Regions from separate parts of the Homo sapiens genome. Here region 2 is linked to region 1. A link is an interaction called in ENCODE POLR2A ChIA-PET data of the cell type or tissue named here. Cell type or tissue: B cell. All regions are shown on one strand.

Evidence for each region. ChIA-PET counts read pairs that join two places held together with the same protein. Peaks named below come from ENCODE experiments on the same cell type or tissue, not always from the same donor. Only the 100,000 strongest peaks of a DNase experiment are listed, where the experiment ranks them.
Region 2: POLR2A ChIA-PET joins it to region 1 with 7 read pairs; 6 of 35 experiments call an interaction of 5 or more read pairs at or near these places.

Annotation. Positions count from the first base shown.
Region 1 is chr16:11,775,904-11,778,403 of GRCh38, forward strand. ZC3H7A (zinc finger CCCH-type containing 7A) reads right to left here. Exons shown (of 23, transcript NM_014153.4): 5 at 848-1,006; 6 at 549-629; 7 at 417-455. Among named protein-coding and RNA genes, the nearest start is that of ZC3H7A, 20 kb to the right of the region's middle. In B cell, no CTCF peak of the experiment used is centred here; no DNase peak of the experiment used is centred here.
Region 2 is chr16:11,538,293-11,540,792 of GRCh38, forward strand. No RefSeq gene overlaps it. Among named protein-coding and RNA genes, the nearest start is that of LITAF, 47 kb to the right of the region's middle. In B cell, no CTCF peak of the experiment used is centred here; a DNase peak (open chromatin) is centred at 1,531.

The sequences.
Region 1 (2,500 bases):
TCCCAGCATTTGGTGGGAGGCCAAGGCAGGAGGAACACTTGAGCTCAGGAGTTTGAGGCCAGCCTGGGCAACATGGTGAAACCCCATCGCTACAAAAAATACAAAAATTTAACAGGCCATGGTGGTGTGTGCCTGTGGTCCCAGCTACTCGGGAGGCTGAGGTGGGAGGATCACTTGAGCCCAGGAGGTGGAGGTTGCAGTGAGCCAAGATCAGGACACTGCACTCCAGCCTGGGCAACAGAACAAGACTCTGTCTCAAAAAAATAAATAAAGTGACAGGAGGGTATTGCCAATTACGTGTTTGAGGAATTAAAAAGGTTCCAAAAATAAACACACACCAAAAATACTAAAAGTAGAATTGCTCCCATCCTTCCCTTTAAAAAAAAATATAATTTTGACAGAAAAAATAACTTTACCTTGGTAGCCCCATCCCCAGGAACTGATTTTAATGAGAGCTGAAATAAAATAAAGACACTAATTTAAAAACAGAACTGACTCCAAGTTCTAAAACAAAATGAAAACACCTTATGCAGAGAACTCCAGCTTACCTCAGCTCTGACATACGCTTTTCTTATTTTAAATCCCAATTTCTGAGCTAGTTCTTGAGTTAGTTTTATTACATGCTCATCCTGAAAAAAATAAGTATGTATAATTAACAGGGTTATATTTACTAATGGTGAAGAAGAATAGACAAAACAGGGAAGTTTCCCATCAAGACACCTGCTTCATTAGCATTTATACCCAACTGAAGCAGGTTGATGGATGACTGGAAAATTTAACTCTTTAAATGCCATTTATTATGATGTAAATGGTTACGATGTAAACAAATAAACTATAAATTCCATACCTGAGGCACTGCTAAGGAGCACTTTGCTACAGCATCGTAAGCCTTTTTGTATCTTCCTAAATCACTTAAAGCCTTAGATTTCCGATACAGAGCTTTGCAGTTACTGGCATTTAAACTGAGGACTATATTGCAGTCCTCCAAAACTTTATCATGGAAACCCTGGTGTGTAAGACCAAAGAATAAAGTCAGCAATCAAACAATTCATTTCTTGCACTGAGGCCTTCCTGTAATAAAAACAAATTAATACCCCATCCTATTACCCTCCCTCTAAACTCCAAGTTAGCAGTATTACTTTTATTTTTTAAATTATTTTATGAAATTTCAAATACAAAAAAGTAGAAAGAATATCATGAATACCCATGTACACACCATCCAGGTCAGACAAATGCTAATATTTGGTCAGAAAGTCCCCAGATCTTCAAGAAATAAAGCTTTCCAGACCTAACTGATGTCCCCATGTGTCCCTCTCCTATTCGCTCCTCTGTAGTTACCCTTTGCTGGAGCACATTAAGATGTCAAACAGAAACGTAACTCCAAACAGCTAACTGATAAGGAATATATTACCCAAAACAAAATAAATAAACAATGAATGCTCTTTAACAAAGAGCTAGGTGACAACACGGATATTTTTCTTAAATTCATGGTTATATTTTACCGAGTATCCACAGTGAAAATTAAAAGCACTTCAGGTTGGGCACAGTGCCTCACAGCTGTAGTCCCAGCACTTTGGGAGGCCGAGGTGGGTGGATCACCTGAGGTCAGGAGTTCGAGACCAGCCTGGCCAACATGGTAAAAACCCCATCTCTACTAAAAATACAAAAATTAGCCAGGCGTGGTGGCGGGTGCCTATAATCCCAGCACTCGGGAGGCTGAAGCAGGAAAATCACTTGAACCCAGGAGACAGAGGATACAGTAAGCCGAGATTGTGCCACTGCATTACAGCCTGGGCAACAGAGTGACACTCCATCTCAAAAATTTAAAAAAGGTGGCCAGGCGTGGTGGCTCATGCCTGTAATCCCAGCACTTTGGGAGGCTGAGGCGGGCAGATCACCTGAGGTCAGGAGTTCGAGACCAGCCTGACCGACATGGAGACACCCCGTCTCTACTAAAAATACAAAATTAGCCAGGTGTGGTGGTACATGCCTGTAATCTCAGCTACTCGGGAAGCTGAGGCAGGAGAATCTCTTGAACCCGGGAGACGGAGGTTACGGTGAGCCAAGATTGTGCCATTGCACTCCAGCCTGGGCAACAAGAGTGAAACTCTTGTCTCAAAAAAAAAAAAAAAAGTTTTAAAAGGAAAAAAAGAAAAAAAAGCACTTCAAAAGCTTTTAAGCTTAAAAATGTGAAAATCTAGTGTGAATTCCTTTGAAGACTAATTACTATTTCTTGATTTAAAAAAACACTCGCCAGGCACGGTGGCTCACGCCTGTAATCCTAGCACTTTGGGAGGCTGAGGCGGGCAGATTGCCTGAATTCAGGAGATCGAGAACAGCCTGGGCAACACAGTGAAACCCCATCTCTAACAAAATACAAAAAATTTGCTGGGCACGGCGGCATGCGCCTGTAGTCCCAGCTACTCGGGAGGCCGAGGCAGGAAAATTGCTTGAACCCAGGAGGCGGAGGTTGCAGTGAGCCGAGATCGTGCCACTGCAC
Region 2 (2,500 bases), 240 kb before region 1:
CGTGTTAGCCAGGATGGTCTTAATCTCCTGACCTCGTGATCCACCTGCCTCGGCCTCCCAAAGTGCTGGGATTACAGGCGTGAGCCACCGCGCCTGGCCCGTTTTTTTTTTTTTTTTTTTTTTTTTTTTTAAAGAGACCGAGTCTCACCTTGTTGTCCAGGTTGGTCTTCAACTTCTGGCCTACACCAACCCTCCCACCTTGGCCTCCCAAAGTGCTGGATTACAGGTGTAAGCCACCACGCCCGGCTGAATTGTACACTTTAAATGGGTGAATTGTGTGACATGTAGATAACATCTCAATAAAGCTATTGCCAAAGAAGCCAAAAAGTTCTTACCGCAAAGCCCTGTGTGAGTGGCTGTTATACAGCAGAGTCTACGATGGGGTCTGAAACCTTCTCCCTGCGTTAGGAGGCCTGCCTCTCCCGGCACTTTTCCCATTTCTTGGCTACTCAGAGATGCACCAGCCACTTCACCTGTGGCTCAGCTCTATAATCGACCCCTGCTTCCAATCCCCACGTCCTCCAAGCAGAAATACGCCTGCCCAGGATCACAGGTACCCTAGCTGCTAAGGCCTCCGTGGTAATGAGCCCTTATGTAAAGACGACAGCCCCGTGCCCAGTCCCCTTCCTGCCCTTGCTTCCAGGGAATGGGCCCTATTAGCCATGCCCTGAGCAGGACACACGTGCAGCCCTAGATCTGTAGACGCAAGACTCACTCCAAAGATGGGATTCTCAGCTCAGGGAGGGAGGGAGGCAGCCCCCAGGGCCCACCGGTGGAAGGAATGTGGGGGCCTTCGAATGACCTGCAAAGGTGGCTCCTGGCCCCATCCTCACCTGAGCCAGATGTGTGAATACAGACGCCCGCCCCTGGCAGCAGACAGTGGGAAGGAGACACAGGGGGCTGATTCTTGCAAAGTTGAGTGTCATTTCTTGGCTTGCTCTGCTCCTGCGTATCAAAGCTGACCACAGCCTGGTGCTCATTGAGACCTGTGTCTCAAGGGTTTCCTAGTTTACCGAAGAGCTGGCTCCGGTGGGCTGTAGGGCAAACGCACCTGAACGCAATAACCTGCGCACATCCTTAGGATGACCTGGATGGCAGACTCACCTGAATGTGAGTCCCAGCTACGGAATCCGGGAATGGCCAACCTGGAGATTTGTTTCCTGTCTATGAGAAACATCTGAGCCCCTGGCCCATCCCATGAAACACAGGCCCTCCAAGGGATGGAGGCTCTGAGTTTTAGGTTACATGAAGGTTGCCAGGTGGAGGTCGTTAAGGGGAGGGTGTTAAGTGAAAATGCTGAATAAACTGCATGCTGTTTGCAAGTGGCTGCAGTTTCCCTCTCCAGCCCACCAGCACCTGCACTCTCTCCCCTGTGTCTAAGTCCCGAATCAAACCCAATGTCTCCTTTGCTGGCTCTGCATTTCTTCTTCAGCCTCTTGAACTTGTTACCTCCCTAGTGAAACTAACAGGGTTTCAGCACAACATAGGCCAAAACAGCAAGCCCCTAGCATATTCCAGCATGTTCTGGAATGTTCCAGCAGGTACTGTCTTCTCCCCTAGACCTGTCCATTTCCCAACACAGACATTTAGCGCTGGAGGAATCAGCCTACCTCTTCTTCGAAAGGAGAGGAACTCGGTGTGGGAAGCTCAAATGAGTTGTCCCAGCCCTGCAGCAGGTTGCAAGTAGCTCAGTCATGGTTCTTGATGAATCAAATGCTTTCACTTTACTTTCTTCCCTAATTCAACAAGCATGTCCTATACATTTTAACCCAACATTGTACTGGTTCCAAAGATGTTGATACTGAGGTCCTGTCCTCAGATTCTACCATTTGCTTTATAAGTATTATTTAATTATACATTATAGTCTTTTTTTTTTTTTTTTTTTTTTTGAGACAGAGTCTCGCTCTTGTTGCCTAGGCTGGAAAGCAATGGTGTGATCTCAGCTCACCACAACCTCTGCCTCCCAGGTTCAAGCAATTCTCCTGCCTCAGCCTCCCGAGTAGCTGGGATTACAAGCATGTGCTACCACGCCTGGCTAATTTTGTATTTTTAGTAGAGATGGAGTTTCTTCATGCTGGCCAGGCTGGTCTCGATCTCCCGACCTCAGTTGATCCGCCTGCCTTGGCCTCCCAAAGTGCTGGGATTACAGGTGTGAGCCACCGTGCCTGGCCATTATATTATAGTCTTAACACAGTTGGTAATGGTTACTACCTCACTGAAACCTCCATTCTGATTTACGCTGCATCCACAGTTCACTCTATCCTCATTTTACCAATTGTCACATGAAACAATACAAATTGGTGTATTTTCTTTGATCGAGGTGAGATTCACCTAGTACAATTAAACAATTTTACAGTGACCAATTCAGTGGCATCAGCACATCCACATTGTTGTACAACTGCCACCTCTATCTCGTTGCAAAACATTTTCTTTTTCTTTCTTTTTCTTTTTTTTTTTTTTTTTTTTTTGAGACAGGGTGTCACTCTGTCGTCCAGGCTGG